Regions from separate parts of the Homo sapiens genome. Here region 1 is linked to region 2. Evidence: chromatin loops called from intact Hi-C (ENCODE). Cell type or tissue: K562. All regions are shown on one strand. Each heading gives the region's core, and the rest is flanking DNA. Links, peaks and the distances in the headings are about the cores only.

Region 1 (11,449 bases), core at 1-8,000, 500 kb before region 2:
CCTCCTCCCCCACTCCCACTTCCAGGATTGTGGTTTGGATTGAAACCAAGTTTACAAGTAGACACCCCTGGGGGGGCGGGCAGTGGACAAGGATGGCAAGGGGTGGGCATTGGGGTGCCAGGCAGGCATGTACAGACTCTATATCTCTATATATAATGTACAGACAGACAGAGTCCCTTCCCTCTTTAACCCCCTGACCTTTCTTGACTTCCCCTTCAGCTTCAGACCCCTTCCCCACCAGGCTAGGCCCCCCACACCTGGGGGACCCCCTGGCCCCTCTTTTGTCTTCTGTGAAGACAGGACCTATGCAACGCACAGACACTTTTGGAGACCGTAAAACAACAACGCCCCCTCCCTTCCAGCCCTGAGCCGGGAACCATCTCCCAGGACCTTGCCCTGCTCACCCTATGTGGTCCCACCTATCCTCCTGGGCCTTTTTCAAGTGCTTTGGCTGTGACTTTCATACTCTGCTCTTAGTCTAAAAAAAATAAACTGGAGATAAAAATAACTGAGTGTGTGTGATTTCAAGGGGCCATCACCCTTCTGTTACACTGGTTAAACCTCACAGGGCACAGGGCCTGAGTAGGAGAGGGAATTCTGGGGCCAAAGAGTCACAACGAGGTGTTCAAATCTTGTTCTGGGGCTCATCTTCATTACAAAGGCAGCGCTGCTTGGAAAGAGCAAGAGGGGCCTCCAGGCAGGGCCTGGTTGACTTTGGGCAAATCACTCAACCTCTCTGATTCTCAGGTATCCCACCAGAAAAACTGGTTGTGGTATCTCTCTCTTAGGGTTGGTGTAGGGATTAAATGACGCAGGGAGTTAAAGGCTCCATCAATTATGGTTTCCACCTTTTCTTCCCCTTCCATGCTGTAATTGAGGTTCTTGACTGGAGTCTATGGATTTCAGGGGATTTGAGAACCTAGACAGAAAAAAAACTATCTTTATTTTCACTTGCCTATAACTAAAATTTAACATTCTCTTGTGTGCTTGGGCAGCAAGCCATAATAGTATTAATAGTACCTGTGACTTTGTAACCAGAAATCACACGTTTTCAGGCTGCATTATAGTTGTTGAAGATATCTCAAAATACAATTTACACTCATCAGTACTTTGAAATGATCATAGTTGTTAGGCCTTCCTCATTTTTAATGTGTTAATAAGAAAGCATATATATTACTATATCAAGAAATGTAAATGTTTTGATAACTCTTTCAATATAATTAGCTTTCTTTATAACCCTTTGTAATTTTACTCATTTCAAACATTATGCCCAAGGTGCTGGGAGTTTGCTGGGGCTGGGGCTGCTCATAACTACACCACCCTGCATCGCTCGGGAGGGCAGAGAGGACAGAAGGGCAAAAGACAGGATAATGGCCGCTTCCCAGGGGCCCCAGAGAAGGTCAGGGTTTACAGACCAGCACAGCATAAGGGAGTGCGGATAGGGGCTGAAATGTACCTGCAACTTCACTTGCTGAGCCAAGTGCCTGGCCCAGGGAGGGGACACCTTATTGCCAAGCTGTGCACCCATGGGACTCCATCCCACCCAGGCTCTCTAATTGGCACTGTGTGAGCAGGCCAGATCCTGTGTGCCCCTGTGGCTCTTGCCGGCTGCTTTGTGAGAATGAGCCCTTGGTGGTAAGGACTGTGTTTTCTGCTCCTCTCTACCCATAAAACATGGAAAATGGAATCTGAGCTAGACTCTGCAGAGTGGGTGGGTTTCCCAATAGCGGAACAGGGAAGAGTGTGGGGTGGGAGAGCAGGTGGGGAAAGAACTGGGGGCAGCCACTAGACCAGTCTGAGACTCCCTACAGACTGATAAGACAGAAAAGGTGGGCCTATCCATCCAATCGTCCATGCATTCAATCCACATTTATCGAGCACCTGCCGAGTGCCAGGCTCTATCCTGGGTATTGGAGACACAAGATATAGTCTCTACCCCAAAATAAGCTCATACTTTAGTATGTGTTGATGTATGAGCAGAAATTGGTAACACACACATACATAACTGACAACATAACCAGCTCTTTCGTGGGTAAATGCCTGGGAGCTGTGGGAATGCCAAGAAAAAGCACACACTTGCCTAGGGACAGAGGAAAGAGGCTTCAGACAGGAGGAGATACACAGAGCGGGGTCGGGTACTGTTGGGGAGAATCTCGAGGACCCATAGTAGTGGGCCTGGGCTGCAGGCTTGCTTCAATTCCCCGGGCCAGGCAGGATAGGGGCTGGCCAGATGGGATGGGGGAGGGCCTTGCAGATTCAAAAATTCTGGAATAGTAAGACTGAAAGGGCCAAGCACTTTGGGCAGTAACTAGAATAAGCCAGCTTCCATTCACTGAGCACCTCCTATGTGCCGAGTGCTGCGCCTTTGTAAGCCTCACTATTCCAATAACACAGATGAGGATCTAAGACTTAGGGCCACACAGCCTGGCTAATGATAGGGCTGGCATTCAAAGTGGGTCTAACAGGAGGCTGAGGTGGGAGGACCGCTTGACCTCTGGAGTTTAATGCCAGCCCAGGTAATATAGCAAGACCCCATCTTTTATTTTTATTTTTATTTTTTTTGAGACAGAATCTCACTCAGTCGCCCAGGCTGGGGTGCAGTGGCACCATCTCAGCTCACTGCAACCCCCGCCTCCTGGGTTCAAGTGATTCTCCTGCCTCAGCCTCCTGAGTAGCTGGGATTACAGGTGCATGCCACCACGCCTGTCTAATTTTTGTATTTTCAGTAGAGATGGGGTTTTGCCATGTTGGCCAGGCTGTTCTTGAACTCCCGACCTCAGGTGATCTGCCCGCCTCAGCCTCCCAAAGTGCTGGGATTACAGGCGTGAGCCAGTGTGCCCAGCCGACCCCATCTTTAAAAAAACAAAAACAAAAACAAAACAAATGGCCAGGCACAGTAGCTCAGGCCTCTAATCCCAGCATTTTGGGAGGCTGAGGTAGGAGGATCACTTGAGCCCAGGAGTTTGAGACCGGCCTGGGCAACATAGGAAGACTCCATCTCTACAAAAAATAAAAAAAATATCCAGGTGTGGTGACAAACCTTTAGTCCCAGCTACTGGGAAGACTGAGGTGAGAGGATCGCTTGAGCCCAGGAGTTCAAGACCAGCCAGGGCAAAATAGTGAGACCCTATTTCTACAAAAAAAAAAAAAAAAAAAAAAAGCTAGGCGTGGTGGCATGCACCTGTAGTTTTAGCTACTCAGGAGGCTGAGACGGGAGAATTGCTTGAGCCCAGGAGAGCAAGGCTGCAATGTGCTATGATCACACCACTGTACTCCAGCCTGGGCGACAGAGCAAGAGCAAGACCCTGACTCTTTTTTTTGAGGTGGAGTTTTGCTCTTGTTGCCCAGACTGGAGTGCAATGGTGTGATCTCATCTCACCGCAACCTCCACCTCCTGAGTTCAAGTGATTCTCCTGCCTCAGCCTCCCGAGTAGCTGGGATTACAGGCATGTGCCACCACACCTGGCTAATTTTGTATTTTTAGTAGAGACAGGGTTTCTCCATGTTGGTCAAGCTGGTCTCGAACTCCCAACCTCAGGTGATCCGCCCACCTCAGCCTCCCAAAGTGCTGGGATTACAGGCATGAGCCACCGCGCCCGGCTGACCCTGTCTTTAAAATAAATAAATAAGTAAATTGGCAGGCACTGTGGCTCACACTTGTAATCCCAGCACTTGAGAGGCCAAGGCAGGCAGATCATTTGAGGTCAGGAGTTTGAGACCATCCTGGACAACATGGCGAAACCCAGTATCTACTAAAAATACAAAAATTAGCCAGGCATGTGGTGCATGTCTGTAATCCCAACTACTCAGGAGGCTGAGGCAGGAGAATCGCTTGAACCTGGTAGGCGGAGGTTCCAGTGGGTCGAGATCGAGCCACTGCACTCCATCCTGGGCGACAGAACGAGACTCTGTCTCTCAAAAATAAATATCTAAATAAATAATAAATAAATGAAATCAGTTTTAAAAGCTGCGGAGCCCTGCTGAGGATTTTCCCGTCCAGCGAGGCTTTCAATCCCAGAGCATGTAAGGAAGACTGGGGAGAGAGGTCTGCACTTAGATGGCCAGACACCAATGACCCTGAGCCTGTCTGGTACAGGGCCCTACTTTGTGACACCAAGGTCTGCAGAGCCCAGGGCGTCCTGGCCAAGGCAGTGGTAAGATGTCACCAGGCACAGTGGTATGGCCTGAGGGCAGAGCAGCCTCACCCTGGGCAGGGTCTTCTTCACCCTTGTGTTGTCTCATGTTGGCCCCCTCCAGCACAGGCACAAAGAGGGCTCCCACCTGACACGCTGGCATTCCCAGAGGCTGTCACAGGTTAATGCCCCCAACACAGGTAGAGATCGCACACATCCCTCCTCTTCCCGTCCTCCCCAGGGTGAAAAACAACAGCAACATCAAACAACTGAACAGAGATTTTGGCTTGGAGAGTAAAGTTCAGAGCTGCCCCGCCCCTCCCTTCGGGGTGAGAGGTCACTCCAGCAGCGCTGTGGGTAGCAGGGAAGGAGCTATTTACAATCCCGGCTGGGGTCTAAGCCTCGCTGCCACGTGGGTTTGCCACTCGGGGCCTGCAAGTCTGCCGATATCCACCAGGTGGCGCAGCACCTGGGCTGGGACTCGCCGGAGCTGTGAGGGGAGCTTGGGATGGGTTTGCGGTCGGTGGAGCGGGTGTTGGTCCTTGAGGGGACTCAAGCAGCTGCGCCGTAGGACCCTCTGTTCTCAGGCCTGGGGCAGGGTGGGCTAAGGCCCAGCCCACTCTCCGTCCATTTCTCTTATCCCCACTCTCTTCTTTTCCTCCCCTAGTTGTAGATGCCATGGGGTTGGGAGTGGACTTGGGCTCAGTCCACAGCCGTCCAGCCCAGACCTACTCGGCACGCAAATCTCGCCATTCTCTCTCAACCTCCATGTTCCGTCCAGCTGGCAAACCAGGGATACAGACTGGGCTGGAGGTACGTGGCAGGGACAGAGGCGTGGACTGGAGGTGGTGGTGACGGGGCTGGGGGGCCATGGATTGGAATGAAGGACACAAGCTGGGACCAGGAGACAAGGACTAGGATGAGGGGGGCGGGAGGATATGGAGGGGGGGAACGAGGGGCATGAGCTGGGTTGGGGGCATGGACTGGCAAGAGGGGTCCAGGTGGGAGGTGATGGGAACACAGGCTCGGTGTCTGCAGCCTGTGGACGACAGTCTGGGGAAGTGTGACGCGGATGGGATAGCCCAGATGTGCTGGGGCCAGGTCAGCCAGAGACACACTGGGCCCAGAGCAGCAGAGCAGCTTCAGGCTGAACCTAGTGATGTGGCCTGTGATCTGACTCCAAAGAGGTCTGGCCTCCTCCAGTCTCCTCCGGTGTGGCCTGGGGGAGGGGCAGATATGACTCCTCCCCAGAGTGTTAGCACCAAACTCTTGGCCTTCGCCACAGCATCTGGCCCCAGGTAATTACAGGGGCCAAGCCTGGCTATAAAAGGATGGATGGGCCAGCCTAGGAACCTGGGAGAGCTAGGTTCAACTGACCGGAGGTCCACCAGCCTGCCTCTGAGAGGCTGGCATTGGCCAGGGGATACTAGAGTTTCACATTCAATGGCATACACTTCATATGCCATACACCAATCATATAATCTCATAACCTTGCAACCACACACAGTCAATCAAACTCGGTGCTGAGGGAGAGGGGGCTGGGGGGCAAAGCAGGGAGGAAAGCAGGGGCTTTGTTCACACCACTGAAGTGGGAGAGGCCCCCCACGGGACTGAGGGACCAGTCCAGGCACCCACAGGAGGGAACACGCACACACACTCATCCATCACTTGCACACACATCCATGTGTGCACATTCGACCCGTTTTGCGGCCGTCACACTCAAGCCATTCATGGGTATTAGGCACATACTAACGCCCCACTGTCTATAACACACTCACGCAGGCACCAGACCCCACACAGGGCAAGGGGCTCCCAGGTACCCTGAGCCGCGCTTGCATCCAGGGTCACATACGGTGACACACTTGAGGGCTGGCATTCAACAGATGATACAATTCTCTAACACGGACCCAATGACAATCCCAGCCAAGCCAACTGGGCAAACCCTAGAGTCAAGAAAATCAGAAGAGGGAGGAGGTGGGAGGGGGTAGATCAGAGCCACATTCACACCCTCTGGAAACCGATAGGTCATTTCAACAGCCACAGGAGACACAAAAACAACCTCTAGGACCCCAAGGATATACCCAGACACATACACAAACACAAGGAGAGGCAGGGGCTTCTCAATCACATCCATATGTGCACCCACAGATACGTGCCCACACCCAACATCACACGCAGTGCCCACCACATTCTTCCCAGGGACCTTGGGAACCTCCTACCCACTCCTGCCTTGTGCTGGTGAAGGAGAAGACAATGGTGGGGAGCAGAGGGGGCTGGGAAGAGTAAGAGCTAAGCTTGAGACAGGAGAAAGCCCTCTTCCCACACCACAGACATGCCTGCACACACACACACACACACACACACACACACACACACACACACACATACACAGATGCCAGACCTTGAGCCTCCAGGGAGAGCCCTGAGGAGAAATCAACAGAGGCTGTCCAACTCCACGTGGGGCCATGCCCATATCTGACCACCTGGACACCAGCACTGCCCACTCTGGGCACAGACCCCAGGCCTGGCCTCTCTGCACCATTAAGCACACTGGGCATGGAGGGTGACCCTCGCATCCCTCTGTGACCCCAGGCTTGTCACTTGGGTGCCCTTCAGGGCCTGGCAGGACCTGGTCTGACAGTGGAAAAAGCAAATATTCTCAGTGCCCTCCTAATACGGCCCCCAAAAGAGGCCTTAAGAGCCTTCCTCCCTCCTTGCAGGCTAAGCACACAGCAGGCATCATGCTAACCCCTGGGTATACAACCCCGAGTCTGGCGGCCATTTGGCTGGGCCTCTGGCCAGAGTTGTCAGGGAAGACTTTGGGAGAGATGAGAGGCTTGAGGGATGATTGGCAGTTTGCCAGCTAGGGTGTGGGTGTTGGCTGGGAGGGACTACGAGGGGAGACAGGCCAGCAGAGGGGGCAGCATGATCAAAAGGACGGAGGCTGCTGTGTTTATGTTTCACAGCATAAGCAGTCACAAAAACATTCACACTCACAACAGAGCACGCCCTTTTCACACAGGGCGCCTTTGTACACATGTGCACCCTCCTGGAGCAACACTCTGCAGTTTGTTCGCTCCAGGCTGCCCTCACACCACTCCGTGGCACCATCCCCGCAGTCTCCATGAGATGACATCCCTTAGAGATCCTCTCACACCTGCACCCTGCTGAAGGGCTGCCTGTCTGTGGGTGCCCACAGTGAGCACCCAGAGTTGAGGGAGCCTCCTCTCCTGGGACAAGTGGTTGGGAAGCCGGGGACATCTGAGCAGTCCCTGAGCCTTCTAGGGCTGGAGCGAGCAGAGAAGCCGAGGAGACTGTGGCTGCCTGAGATTCTTAGAAGCAGCAATTCTCTTTTAGCCAAAAGCACTTAAGCAGAGGCCTGAGTTAAAAATAGGCTGGATTTACTGCCAGAAGGTGGCAGGAGAGGAAGTTTCTTTCTGACGGTACTCATTCTATCCCAAACACCTACAGAGGCTCTATGGGACCCTGCTGGGCTGGGGAACTCCACCCAACTGTTCTGTGTGCCAAGGGGGTGGCCAGCACACCCCTTGTGATCTTCATTTTATCTCCTTTATTGGTTCATAATACTACACTTACATTTTTTTGTGGTTCTTTTAGGATTACACAATGCTTCTTTAACTTATAGTCTATCTCCATCAAGTAATATCACACCACTCAGCGCAAACACCTTCCTCCCATTCCCCACCTCTCCGCCTTTGTGCTATTGTCACCATGGATTTATTTCTACACATGCTATAAGCCCCACAATACATTATTAGATTTGCTCTAAACCCTCAAGTATCTTTTAAAGAGAATTTTAAAATCAGAAAAATATCTTTTCTATCTACCCACATATTTACCATTTCCAGCTCTCTTCATTCCTTTGTGTAGACGGAGATTTCCATCTGGTATCATTTTTCTTCTGCTTGAAGGACTTTTTAAAGCCGTTCTTCTAGTGCAGGTCTACTGATGATGAATTCTTTCAATTTTGGAATGTCTGAATGCATCTTTATTCCATCTTCCTATTTGAAAGATATCTCCACTGAATTCTAGGTTGACAGTTTTTATCTTTTCGTACTTTAAAGACATTACTCCACTGTCTTCAGGGTTGCATTGTTTCTGACGAGAAATCACTTCTATTTTTCCTTTTTACACAATGTGTTTTTTTCCTCTGGCAGCTCTTAAGATTTGTGTCTTTATCACTGGTGTTCAGCAGTGATTAAGGCAGATTATGATGTACCCTTGGTGTAGTTGTCTTCATATTTCTTCTGCTTAGGGTTTATTGAGCTTCTTCGACATAGGGATTTATAGTTTCCATCAAATTTGAAAATTATTGTTCCTTCAGATATTTTTTCTGTCATCTCTCCTGTGAATCTGTTAGACCCACGTTTCTGGTCTCCAAACAGGTATACAGGCTACTTGTTATTCCACAGCTCACTGATTTTCTGGATTTTGGTTTTGGAGGTTTTGTTTTTGTTTTTTGTTTTTTGTTTTTAAGTCTTTTTTTCCTCTCTGTGTTTCATCTTGGATAGTTTCTATTGCTAAGTCTTCAAAAACCTGTTTTCTACAGGGTCTAATCTGCTTTTATTTCCATCCAGTATACTTTTCATCTCAGATATTATACATTTCATCTTTAGAAGTTCAATTGAGGTCTTATTTTATATCTTCACACCTCTTTACATCGTGTTTATGTTTTTCCATATCTGTTTGAATATATGGATGGTATTTAATAATAGCTATTGGAGCTAAAGTCCTTGTCTACTAATTCTGTGACATTTCTGGGTCAGCTTTGTGTCATTATTTGCCTGTGTCTTTGCATGCCTGGTAATTATTGATTGGATGCCAGACATTGTATATTTTATGTTGTTTGGTGCTAGATTTTTTTGTATTCCTTTGAATATATTTGAGCCTCGTTCAGGGACTTAGTTAAGTTCCTTGGAAACAGATTGATCCTTTTAAGGTGTGCTTTTAGGTACCATTTGGCAAGAGGAGAATAGCCTTTGGTCTAAGGCTAATTTGCTCTCACCACTGAGGCAGTATCATCTGATGACTCTACTTGATGTCCCATGTATCAGTCAGTATCTAGTCAAGAGGCAGAAACCACACAGCAATTTGAACAGGGAAAGTTTAATGTAAAAAGAAAAAAAATTTTTTTTTGAGACAAGGTCTTGCTTTGTTACCCATGCCGGTATGCAGTGGTGCAATCATGGCTCACCATAGCTTCCACCTCCTGGGCTGAAGTGGTTCTCCAGCCTTAGCTTCCTGAGTAGCTGGGATCACAAGCGTGTGCTACCACACCTGGCTAATTTTTACATTTCTTTTGTAGAGACAGAGGGTCACCCTATGTTGCCTAGGCTGGTCTGGAACTCCTGGACTTAAGCAATCCTCCCACCTCAGCTTCCCAAAGTGCTGGAATCACAGGTGTGACCCACCACATGCAGTCTAATGTAAAAAGGTATTAACTTAACAAGGAATTGAGGTTAGAAGGGATTGGCTAGTAAGAAATAAACAGAACTCTAAATGAATACAGGAATAGGGGGCCAGATGCAGTGGCTCATGCCTGTAATCCCAGCACTTTAGGAGGCTGAGGCAGGTGGATCACCTGAGGTCAGGAGTTCAAGACCAGCCTGGGCAACATGGTGAAACCCTGTCTCTACAAAAATACAAAAATTAGCTGGGCATGATGGCGGGTGCCTGTAATCCCAGCTACTCAGGAGGCTGAGACAGGAGAATTGCTTGAACTGGGGAGGGCAGAGGTTGCATTGAGCCGAGATCCTGCCATTGCACTCCAGCCTGGGTGACAGAGCGAGACTCTGTCTCAAAAAAAAAAAAAAAAATCAGGAATAGCAGATACAAGAAGCGACTACTCTTCCTGGGTCTAAGGTGGAACACCCAAGAACAGCCCTCCCCATTCTGCCTGTTGTCCTATGTCTGGAATCACTGTTTCATATAGTCTGTCAGGTGTTTTAGTTGTTTAAAGCAGGTGGGGCCGGGTGCGGTGGCTCATGCCTGTAATCCCAGCACTTTGGGAGGCTGAGGTGGGTGGATCACTTGAGGTCAGGAGTTTGAGACCAGCCTGGCCAACATGGTGAAACCCTCTCTCTACTAAAAATACAAAAATTGGCCGGGCGCGGTGGCTCACGCCTGTAATTCCAGTGCTTTGGGAGGCCGAGGCGGGCGGATCACGAGGTCAGGAGATCGAGACCATCCTGGCTAACACAGTGAAACCCTGTCTCTATTAAAAATACAAAAAATTAGCCAGGCGCGGTGGCAGGCGCCTGTAGTCCCAGCTACTCGGGAGGCTGAGGCAGGAAAATGGCGTGAACCTGGGAGGTGGAGTTTGCAGTGAGCCAAGATCGTGCCACTGCACTCCAGCCTCGGCGATAGAGTGAGACTCCATCTCAAAAAATGAATAAATAAATAAATAAATAAAAATTTAAAAAATACAAAAATTAGCCGGGCACGGTGGCATGTGCCTGGAATCACAGCTGCCTGGGAGGAAGAGGTTGCAGTGAGCTGAGATTTTGCCACGGCACTCCAGCCTGGGCGACAGAGCAAGACTCAGTCTCAAAAAAAAAAAAGCAAGTGAGAAGATGGTCCTTGTTTCCCAGCTCCCCTCTCTGCATCTGAGAAGCTGCATGTGCTATGGACCCATGGAGCACACCAGAATCAGGAAGAAAAGCTCCTTTCTCCCACGGTGTCTCTCTAGCACTTTGCATTGACAAAGCTTAACATCATGCTGGGCTGGCAAAAGAAAAGTAATTAAAGGGCCCAGCTACATTTTCACAGAGCAGGCAATGAAAAATCAATTTAGAGCTGAGAGGCAATACATTAATAACTGGCACAAACCGATAACTATGAGGAGGTCTTTCCACTCTGGTTTGTGGGAACACAAAGTATTCCTGGCACTGTATGAGCACTTCAGATTTTTTGCTTTTTTTTTTTTTTTTTTTTGAGATGGAGTTTTGCTCTTCCTGCCCGGGCTGGAGTGCAGTGACACGATCTCCGCTCACTGCAACCTCCGCCTCCCGGGTTCAAGCAATTCTCCTGCCTCCTGAGTAGCTGGGATTACAGGCTCGCACTACCATGCCTGGCTAATTTTTATATTTTTAGTAGAGACAGGGTTTCACCATGTTGGCCAGGCTGGTCTTGAACTCCTAACCTCAGGTGATCTGCCCACCTCAGCCTCTCAAAGTGCTGGGATTACAGGCGTGAGCCACCACACCCGGCCTTCCTGCATCTTTCTTGTGGTTCTTTCCCTAATCCTGTCCTTTCCTCATATGCATATACTGCTCAGCACGCAGCTGAAGACTTGA
Region 2 (11,165 bases), core at 1-8,000:
CCGAGGTGGGTGGATCACTTGAGGCCAGGAGTTCGAGACCAGCCTGGCCAAAATGGTGAAACCCCGTCTCTACTAAAAAAAATACAAACATTAGCCAGGCGTGGTGCCAGGCGCCTGTAATCTCAGCTACTCGGGAGGCTGTGGCAGGAGAATCGCTTTAGCCTGGGAGGCGGAGGTTGCAGTGAGCCGTGACTGAGCCACTGCACTCCAGCCTGGCAACAGAGTGAGACTGTGTCTCAAAAAAAAAAAAAAAAAAAGTTGCCAATTTACAATTTTAGCATCTAAAATGATTAAAAAACAAAATTGTACGTGAAAAAGACCATTCTGCTGGTTTACTTCATTTTTTCATTTATTTACCAAATAGTTTTTCAGTACCTTCTATATGGCAGGTACTCAGAATTCTAAGATGCCTCATTTCACTAATAATAGTTATTATTTGTTGGGTATTATTATGTGCCAGGTACTACACTAAGTGCTTTATTTTTTTAATCCTCATGATCAACTCATGAACGAGATAATATCCTTGTTTCACAGATGGAGAAACTAAAGATGAGACTGGCTAGGTAACTTACCTGAGGAAATAGCCTGTGAGGTTGCAAAGCCCGCACGAGATGCCAGGTCTGTCTGACTTCAAAGCCTGTGGCCTAAACACTGTGCTCTATTGCATTTTATGGTCCATGTTCTCCAGAAGCTTACAGTCCAGTAGAATCATGAAAAAATGACTATTTCAGTATGGTGCTCTTACAGCACCAAAGAGGAGCACCTGAGCGGGATTAGTCGAGTCAGCAGGAGATCCTGAAAGGCTCAGAACTGAGCCAGAAAGACTTGGTCATTTTCAGCTGATTATTTAATTACAGATTAGATTTCCTAGAAAAGGAGCCCTTCCTCCTATATGGCTCTCCCTGCATGTGCCCCCTTCCCTCAGGCCTATATATTAATACATAAAATAACCCATTATTATAAAATGAAACGAAAGCAAGGATCAGCAGAGGGATGGATTCTGGACTCAACTGATCATATTACAAGGCTAAAATAAATTTCCTCTCGGCCGGGCACGGTAGCTCATGCCTGTAATCCCAGCACTTTGGGAGGCCAAGGCGGACAGATCACCTGAGGTCGGGAGTTTGAGACCAGCCTGGCCAACATAGTGAAACCCCGTCTCTACTAAAAATACAAAAATTAGCTGCGTGTGGTGGCACACACCTGTAATCCCAGCTACTCGGGAGGCTGAGGTAAGAGAATCGCTTGAACCCAAGAGGTGGAGGTTGCAGTGAGCCGAGATCATGCCACTGCACTCTAGCCTGGGCAATAGAGCGAGACTCCATCTCAAAAAAAAAAAAATTTACTCTTTCTTAATAACAGATGAGAAAGACCTGAGGCCAGACTGCTGTTGGTAAGAGAAAGTTTTGGTGTTTTTTTTTTTATTAGTTTGGTTCAGGGTGACTGTATTAGTCAGGGTTCTCTACAGGGATAGCACTAATAGGATAGAAGTATATATGAAGGAGAGTTTGTTAAGGAGTATTGAGTCACACCATCTGGCGAAGTCCCACAGTAGGCCGTGAGCAAGCTGAGGAGCAAGTAAGCCAGTCCAAGTCCCAAAACTTCAAAAGTAGGGAAGCTGACAGTGCAGCCTTCAGTCTGTGGCTAAAGGCCTGAGAGCCCCTGGCAAATCACTGTTGTAAGTCCAAGGGTCCAAAAGCTGAAGAACTTGGAGTCCAGTGTTCGAGGGCGGGAAGCATCTAGCTCAGGAGAAAGATGAAGGCTGGAAGACCCAGCAAGTCGGCTCATCCTACCTTCTTCTGCCTGCTTTATTCTAGCTGCCCTGGCAGGTGATTAGATGGTGTCCACCCACACTGAGGGTGGGTCTGCGTCTCCCAGTCCACTGACTCAAATGTTAATCTCCTTTGGCAACACCCTCACAGACACACCCAGGAACAATACTTTACAGCCTTTAATCCAATCAAGTTGACACTTAATTTTTTTTTTTTTCACTAACAAAACATGCTTTATTTGGTAAAAATGTGAGTGTAAAGGGGGTGAGGCGGGGCGGGCAGGACAGAAGGGTGCAGTGTTGGAGGTGGGGGCGGGGGTCTACATAGCTGGGACCTGACCCTGCAAGGTGGACATCCAGGACGGAGGAGCCAGAGGTCAGAAGTTCCGGAGGTAGGCAGTCCTTTGTTAACAGATCACTTGCTTTTCCATGGGTGAAGAGAGGAGCTCCAGAGGCCTGAGTACGATGGGGGGCAGCTGTCCAGCGACATCTAGGGAAACCCAGCCCCCAGCAGCAGCAGGAACTCTTGGGGACAGTCTGTCTTGTTGCAAAGGCCAGCACAGCAAGCAGCCTCCACATTAGTTCCACAGCTTGACTGGCTTCTAAAATGGGCATGTCAAGATCCAGAATCTCAAAGCATCCCCTCTTTGGCTCCATCATCCAAGGGTGAGAAACAGCAGAACCTAAGTGGGAGTCTGAGTCATCTTCTTGGTTCAGTTTTTAAATGAATTTTAAATACCCTCAGTCAAAAGAAAAATAGAAGGAGGCAGAAACAAAAGATATGAACCCATCCCAAAGCTGTTGGGCACTGCCACTTCTGGATGGCTCTAGTGCCAGCGGAGCCCCCATTCACTTCCATGTCAGACGTAATTCTTGGTAGGGTACTCAGAGGTCCCCCGAGAGATGGCAGGGGCAGATGTCCAGTAGCGGGCCATGTAATGGCTGGGGCCCCGTGACCCCCCGGAGGGGCAAGTGCAGCACAGCAGCCTGCCACCCAGCAACAAAAGGCCTGAGGCCGCCCAGCCCAAGTAGAGGGAGGCCCCCAGCTCCCACTTTTGGGCCTCAGCCACCAGGGGGTTATAGAAGTCCCAGATGATGGCATGCGCCGTCCAGCAAACGGGGATTAGTGTCAGGACCCCTGAGGTGACAAAGACAATCCCAGAGGTGAGCACCAGGCGGGCCTTGGAATCCTTCTCCTCCACACAGGTGGTACACTTGGCCCCAGCAAGGTAGACCAGCAAGCCGAACAGGGCCACAAGGAGGGTGATGACACAGACGGCACGTGCAGCCTGCAGGTCCTGTGGCAGCGCCAGCAGTGAGTCGTACACCTTGCACTGCATCTGGCTAGTGCTCTGCACCACTCAGGACATCCACAGGCCCTCCCACACCACCTGGCCACCACGATGCTGTTGCCGATGAAAGTGGTCACTTTCCACATGGGCAGGACGCAGGAGACCAGGCCATTCACCCAGCCCAGCAGTGTCAGGACGACTCCCAGGATCTGCATTCTGGCAGAGGCCATGGTGAGATTGAAGGAGCTGCACTGCGAAGGAGATATGCGAAATTCCTAGGCCAAGTCGACACTTAATATTAACCATCACGGTGATCTTCTAGATTGGCCCACAAATGCTGTTTCAGAAACTGCAGGATGTTCATTCTGGAACTGTACAGAGGCAATAGTACAGATGGTTGTTTTCTTTGGAAACAACAGTCTACTTAAGTGATATCATATATAAAACTTTAAGAACTAAAGATTTCATTTTGCTGTAGGCCAGGTGTGGTGGCTTACACCTGTAATCCCAGCACTTTGGGAGGCCGAGGCAGGCGATCACCTGAGGTTGGGAGTTCAAGACCAGCCTGACCAACATGGAGAAACCCCGTCACTACTAAAAATACAAAATTAGCCAGGCGTGGTGGCGCATGCCTGTAATCCCAGCTACTCGGGAGGCTGAGGCAGGAGAATCGCTTGAACCCGGGAGGCAGAGGTTGCAGTGAGCCAAGATCACACCATTGCACTCCAGCCTGGGCAACAAGAGCGAAACTCCGTCTCAAAAAAAAAAAAAGATTCCATTTTGCTAGCTTCTAATTTGCTTCAAAAAGTACCTGTAGTTTCAGCTACTTGGGAGGCTGAGGCAGGAGGATCATGCGGGCCCAGGAATTTGAGACTGTCCGGGGCAATATAGCAAGACCCCACCCTATGTCAAAAAAAAAGTATAACAAAAATTTCATCACATTACTGTAGAAATAGCACCACCTTGTGGCCCTTGAATAGTTTGTTTTCCACTCTGCTTTGTAAAGAGGCATGGTGCTTTCTCTCCGGTAGATAAAATTGAGTAGCGTTTAAGTAGTACTAGTGTGTGTTATTCAGATTGCTATGCTGAAGTAACAAGCCTTGTATTCTCAGTGGCCTAACACAAAGGATATTGTTTGTGTTGTGTGCATGTGTTTTGCTTTGTTTTTGCTGTTCCTGTCTTTCAAAACGGCTTTGCAAGCAAGATTGAAGTCTGGATGGAGGGACAAAAGTTTACCTTCTTGGGATACATCGCAACATGTAGCTTTTAAGGTGGGGAGGGAGAGATAATTTATACCTCACACTTAATTGGCTCTGATTAGAAAGGACACAATAACACAAGTTATTTCCATTCATAGGTGTTTAGCCAAAGGAATCACATGACTCCTCCTGTTTCTGCAAGGGAGGGTGAGAAGTGTAGAGAATGATTTGGATATTTGGATATTTCCCAAGCATTGCTGCTTCTGCTGTAATTTACAGTTATACATTCTCAGACAAAGCTGGAGTAACTCTAGTACTTGACAGTTACTTTTTTTTTTTTGAGATGGGGCTTCACTCTGTTTCCCAGGCTGGAGTGCGGTGGCACAATCTCGGCTCACTCCAACCTGTGGCTCCCGGGTTCAAGTGATTCTTGTGCCTCAGACACCTGAGTAGCTGGGATTACAGGCGCCTGCCACCATGCCCCGGCTAATTTTTGTACTTTTAGTAGAGACAGCGTTTCCCCAAGTTGTCCAGGCTGGTCTCGAACTCCTGACCTCAAGTGATCCACCCGCCTTGGGCTCCCAAAGTGCTGGGAGCGAGCCACTGTGCCCAGCTTACAGTTACTTTATATTAAATGGTTCAGAGGTTTCTGTGTATACCTAAATTTCCTACAGAGCAGTTTACTTTCTTTTTTTTTTGAGATGGAGTCTTGCTCTGTCTCCCAGGCTGGAGTGCAATGGCACGATCTTGGCTCACTGCAACCTCCACCTCCCAGGTTCAAGCAATTCTTCTGCCTCAGGCTCCCCAATAGCTGGGATTATAGGCGTGCAACACCACACCTGGCTAATTTTTTTGTATTTTTAGTAGAGACAGAGTTTCACCATTTAGGCCAAGCTGGTCTCAAACTCCTGACCTTAGGTGATCTGCCCACCTTGGCATCCCAAAGTGCTGGGATTACAGGCGTGAGCCACCGCACCTGGCCTACTGTTCTTAGTGGATGCTTTACATACTCCTTCACTGCATGTCTTCAATGGCAGATTCTTTATTCGAGGGCAAAAGACTAAGTACTTATAGTGTGTTAAGTACTCAGAGAAGGAGATACGAAAATGAATGAAATCTGATTCCTTCTCTTCCAAGCATGTAGCCAAGAAGACAAACATGTGTAACGTAACATGATACAATTCTAAAAAATAGATATTTTAAAGTGAGACAAACTTGGATGTGAATTCTGGTTCACCATCTACTAACTCTGTGACCTTAATCAAAATTACTCAACTTCCCTGAACCTTGTCTTCCCCATCATAACACAGGGTTGATAATATTCTGCCTATCTGCTAGGATTTCTAGGTTTAAAACTAGTGCATGTACAATACTGTATTGCCTAACATCTAATAGATACTCAGTTAACAGTAGGCATGAGTACAACACAAGGCAGTGTAATAAAATTGCCATTCGGGCCGGGTGCGGTGGCTCACGCCCATAATCCCAGCACTTTGGGAGGCTGAGGTGGTCAGATCACGAGGTCAGGAGATCGAGACCATCCTGGCTAACACAGTGAAACCCTGTCTCTACTAAAAATACAAAAAAACTAGCCGGGTGTGGTGGCAGGCGCCTGTAGTCCCAGCTACTCGGGAGGCTGAGGCAGGAGAATGGCATGAACCCGGGAGGCGGAGCTTGCAGTGAGCCGAGATCATGCCACTGCACTCCAGCCTGGGCAACAGAGCGAGACTCCGTCTAAAAAAAAAAAAATGCCATGCAATGTAAAGAGTGCTATTAGCAGTAAGGAAAGAGAATTACTTTTGACTGGAGGTGTCTGGCAAATTTTCACTGAGGATGTGACATTTGAGTTGAGACTTGATGAATGGGTAAGATTTAAATGGGGACAGAGGGCCAGGTGCGGTGGCTCACACCTGTAATCTCAGTACTTTGGGAGACCGAGGCGGGTGGATCACATGAAGCTAAGAGTTCGACACCAGCCTGGCCAACATGATGAAACCCCGTCTCTACTAAAAATACAAAAATTAGCCAGGCGTGGTGGCAGGCGCCTGTAATCCCAGCTACTTGGAGGTTGAGGCACGAAAATCACTAGAACCTGGGAGAGGGAGGTTGCAGTGAGCAGAGATCATGCCACTGTACTCCAGCCTGGGTGACAGAGTGAGACTCTCAAAAAGAAAATTAAGTAAATAAATAAGTAAATAAATGGAGAGAGAGGGAAGTTGAAGTAGAATGAGCAGAAGTATCGAAGCAGTAAAATGACATGTTTTAGCATGGTCCTATGGCTATAAATGAAACTAGAAACTTGAATTGAAGTCATCACAGTGGCCTTGTCATGCTGAGGAATTTGAGACTTATTTTGACATCATTCTGGAACCACCTAAGCCGTGTTTCTCTCTCTCTTTTTTTTTTAATGGGGTCTCACTGCATTGCCCATCCTGATCTCAAACTCCTGACCTCAAGCACTCCTTCCACTTTTGCTCCCAAGTAGCTGGGACTACAGGAGTGGACCACCACACCTGGCTCCCAAGTTTTTTGATTAGCTGAATGTTAAACCTATTATTTGGTAAGCTGAAAGACTATGAAAGATGAAACATCAAAGATTTAGAGATAAAGATGCTAATTAAAGGCTAGGCGTGGGTGGCTCATGCCTGTAATCCAAGCACTTTGGGAGGTCAGGGTGGGCAGATGACTTGACATCAGGAGTTCGTGACCAGCCTGGCCAACATGGCGAAACCCCGTCCCTACTAAAAATATAAAAAATTAGCCAGATGTGGTGGTGCATGCCTGTAATACCAGCTACTTGGGAGGCTGAGGCATGAGAATTGCTTGAACCCAGGAGGCAGAGGGTGCAGTGAGCCAAGATCATGCCACTACATTACAGCCTGGGCGACAGAGCGAGATTCTGTCTAAAAAAAAAAAAAAAACGCTTTCCTGCTTCAGGTTTGTTGTTTTTTTTTTTTTTTTTTTGAGATGGAGTCTCGGTCTGTCACCCAGGCTGGAGTGCAGTGGCGCAATCTCGGCTCACTGCAAGCTCTGCCTGCCGGGTTCACTCCATTCTCCCACCTCAGCCTCCCGAGCAACTGGGACTACAGGTGCCCACCACCATGCCTGGTTAATTTTTTTGTATTTTTAGTGGAGACGGAGTTTCACTGCGCTAGCCAGGATTGTCTCGATCTCCTGACCTCGTGATCTGCGTGCCTCGGCCTCCCAAAGTGCTGGGATTACAGGCGTGAGCCACCGCGCCCGGCCTCAATTTCTTTTTCTTTTTTTTTTTTTTTGAGATGGAGTCTTACTCTGTTGTTAGGCTGGAGTGCAGTGCTGTGATCTCTGCTCACTGCAACCTCCACCTCCTGGGTTCAAGCAATTCTCGTGCTTCAGCCTCCCAAGTAGCTGGGATTACAGGCACACACCACCACATCCAGCTAATTTTTATATTTTATATTTTTAATAGAGACACAGTTTCACCATGTTGGCCAGGATGGTCTCGATCTCCCGATCTTGGCCTCCCAAAGTACTGGGATTACAGGCATGGACCACCACACTTGGCCCAGAATCCAATTTTTCTAATAACCAATCTGGTGCTATTTTGCAGTTTTGTAAGTGGATTTCCTAGGGTCTGGAGAGGGAACTAACTTGATTTGTTATGAGAAGAGCAGCATTTAAAGTGAATTTTGTCTGCAGAAGCCAGGATTCCAGCAGTATCTAGTGTTGCATTTTCTAGTCCAGTTCCCTATTAGACTGGATATTAATTTCTTTTTGTTGCTGCCTCTCGTAAATGAAATTAATTTGTGGTCTGTGCTGTAATGTGAGGAACCAATAGCTTTCTTTCCCTGCCCCTACCCTCTGAGTCTTCCCATCTTAATATAGTCTGTGTGGAAAGAAAAAAATAATCACCCATTACCCAAAACATGATCTCAGCAGGGTGTGTTTTAAATATATCTCTAGCTTTCACCTATTTTCACAAACACAAAATGAAGTAGAATAAACGAATCAAGCCACTGAAGTGTCTTTCAGCTTTCTCTGTAATTGCAGTCCTTTTATCTGCCAATTCCTCTGGGGTTTCTATGGAAACAGCAGCATGCAGATGATCTTGTCACATGACTGGAGCATCTCTATACACAGCACAGAATAATCCAGATGGCAAGAATTGTCTCTGCTACCCCTACATCTACGGTTTACTTTGATGAACAATTGGCATCATCATTTAGGCCACCTTTATATACATACTGGGTTTGGGGACAGCAACCAGCATTCTTGGCTAAGATAAAAAATGAGGCTGGGCACAGTAGCTTATGCCTGTAATCCCAGCACTTTGGGATCCCGAGGTGGGAGGATCACTTGAGCCCAAGAGTTCAAGACTAGCCTGGGCAACATAGAGAGTCCCCAACTCCACACAAAAAAATTTTTAATTAGCAGTGCACAGTGGTATGTGCCTGTAGTCCAAGCTACTCAAGAGGTTTAGCTGTAAGGATCACTTGAGCCCAGGAAGTCAAGGCTACAGTCAGCTGAGATTGGGCCACTGCACTCCAGCCTGGACAGCAGGCTGTCTCAAAACAATGGGAGATATCTTTTCCAGCTTTAAGAGATGAATGGTCCAGTTGTGGTGGCTCATGCCTGCAATCCCAACACTTTGAGAGGCCAAAGTGGGAGGATCCCTTGAGCTCAGGAGTTCAAGACCAACCTGGGCAACATAGCAAAACCTCATCTCTATCCAAAAAAAGTCAAAAAATTAGACAGGTGTGGTGGTGCACACCTGTGGTCCCAGCTACTTGTGAGGCTGAGGTTGGAGGATCTTATGAGCCTGGGAAGCCAAGGCCTCAGTGAGCGGTGATTGCACTACCGCACTCCAGCCTGGGCAACTGAGCAAGACCCTGCCTCAAAAATACAAAAGACAAAGACATGAGTGAATACCAGACCTTATCCACTTTTCAAAGTCTTGGTCACAGATGAGAAGACAAGGTTGTGCATGGTGGCTGACGCCTGTAATTGCAGGATTTTGGGAGGCCAACGCAGGCGGATCACCTGAGGTCAGGAGTTGGAGACCAGCCTGGTCAACATGGTAAAACCCCGTCTCTATTAAAAACACAAAAAATTAGTAGGGCATAGTGGCGGGCGCCTGTAGTCCCAGCTACTCGGGAGGCTGAGGCAGGAGAATCACTTGAACCTGGGAGGCCGAGTTGCAGTGAGCTGAGATCACGCCATTACACTCCAGCCTGGGCAACAAGAGGGAAACTAAATCCTAACAAAACAATTGGATTGATGTAGGATTTGACAGGTAATTGCAAACTTTTTTTTTTTTTAGAAGAAGTCTCACTCTGTTGCCCAGGCTGGAGTGCAGTGGTGTGATTTCGGCTCACTGCAACCTCCGCCTCCCGGGTTCAAGCGATTCTCCCGTCTCAGCCGCCTGAGTAGCTGGGATTACAGATATGCGCCACCACGCCTGGCTAATTTTTGTATTTTTAGTAGGGAGGGGGTTTCACCATGTTGGTCAGGCTGGTCTCGAACTCCTGACCCCAGGTGATCCACCCGCCTTGGTCTCCCAAAGTGCTGGGATTACAGGCGTGAGCCACAGCACCCAGCCACTACTTTTTGTCTTTTTTTTTTTTGAGATGGAGTTTCAGTCTGCTGCCCAGGCTGGAGTGCCGTGGCGCGATCTCGGCTCACTGCAGCCTCTGCCTCCTGGGTTCGAGCGATTCTCCTGCCTCAGTCTCCCCAGTATCTGGGATTACAGGCACGCGCCACCACGCCCAGCTAATTTTTTGTATTTTTAGTAGAAACAGGGTTTCACCATGTTGCCCAGGCTGGTCTCAAACTCCTGACCTCAGATGATCTGCCCATCTCAGCCTCCCAAAGCACTGGGATTACAGGCGTGTGCCACTACACCCGGCCAGAATTTCTTTTTTTTTTAGATGGAATTTCACCCTTGTTGCACAGGCTGGAGTGCAATGACGCATCTCAGCTCACCACAACCTCTGCCTCCCTGGTTCAAGCAATTCTCCCGCCTCAGCCTCCAAAGTAGCTGGGATTACAGGCATGTGCCACCACGGCCAGCTAATTTGTATTTTTAGTAGAGACAGGGTTTCTCCATGTTGGTCAGGCTGTTCTCGAACTTCTGACTTCAGGTGATCCACCTGCCTCGGCCTCACAAAGTGCTAGAATTACAGGTGTGAGCCACCGCACCCGGCCAGGATTTCTTTAAAAAATATAAACACTGGCCAGGTGCAGTAGCTCACTTGTAATCCCAGCACTTTGGGAGGCCAAGGCAGGCAAACCACTTTTGGCCAAGAGTTCAAGATGAGCCTGGTCAACATAGTGAAACTCTGTCTCTACTAAAAATACAAAAATTAGCCAGGCGTGGTGGTACACACCTGTAATCACAGCTACTTGGGAGGCTGAGGCAGGAGCATCCCTTGAACCCAGAAGGTAGAGGTTGCAGTGAGCCAAGATCACGTCACTGCTTTCCAGCCTGGAGAACAGAGCGAGACCCAGTCTCAAACAGCAAGAACAACAAAAAAAACATAAGTACTGTTGACAGTACAAGTGACCTTTCTAGTCACCTTGTAGTCACGTTTTCTTTAACAACATATATTTTAGATGGAGAGAAGGGAACCGGAAAAACACTCGGTCTTTGCCATGTTATTCATTTCTGTGCAAAACAGGACTGGCTGATACTACGTATTCCAGATGGTAAGAACTTCCTGTCTTGTCTTCTCTCTGTTAGGTTCAGTTATCTTGTTACCGTGGTAGTCTTGTAGCTTTAATTTTCTAACGGGGATCTGATAGCTAAAGGAAAAGCCTTTGCCAGTCACGATGGCTCATGCCTGTAATCCCAGCACTTTGGAAAGCCGAGGCAGGCGGATTGCCTGAGCTTAAGCCCAGGAGGAGGCTGCAGTGAGCCGTGATCGC

The links. A loop is a pair of places that touch in the nucleus more often than their neighbours do. Peaks named below come from ENCODE experiments on the same cell type or tissue, not always from the same donor. Only the 100,000 strongest peaks of a DNase experiment are listed, where the experiment ranks them.
Region 1: a loop joins it to region 2, with 5 times the contacts of the local background. A loop is called at or near these places in 7 of 110 quality-filtered maps.

The regions. Positions count from the first base shown.
Region 1 is chr1:155,087,031-155,098,479 of GRCh38, forward strand. It overlaps EFNA4-EFNA3 (EFNA4-EFNA3 readthrough), which reads left to right. Exons shown (of 5, transcript NM_001407761.1): 5 at 1-508. It overlaps EFNA3 (ephrin A3), which reads left to right. Exons shown (of 5, transcript NM_004952.5): 5 at 1-508. Among named protein-coding and RNA genes, the nearest start is that of EFNA3, 14 kb to the left of the region's middle. RefSeq lists an enhancer at 6,488-7,102. In K562, for the core only: CTCF peaks have their summits at 358, 4,579 (motif pointing right), 7,048 (motif pointing right) and 7,540 (motif pointing right); DNase peaks (open chromatin) are centred at 4,581, 5,335 and 7,021.
Region 2 is chr1:155,587,970-155,599,134 of GRCh38, forward strand. It overlaps a transcript of MSTO1 not described here, the pseudogene LOC284620 and the pseudogene DAP3P1. Among named protein-coding and RNA genes, the nearest start is that of MSTO1, 17 kb to the right of the region's middle. RefSeq lists an enhancer at 2,881-3,460 and a silencer at 11,009-11,165. In K562, for the core only: a CTCF peak has its summit at 4,027 (motif pointing left); a DNase peak (open chromatin) is centred at 4,022.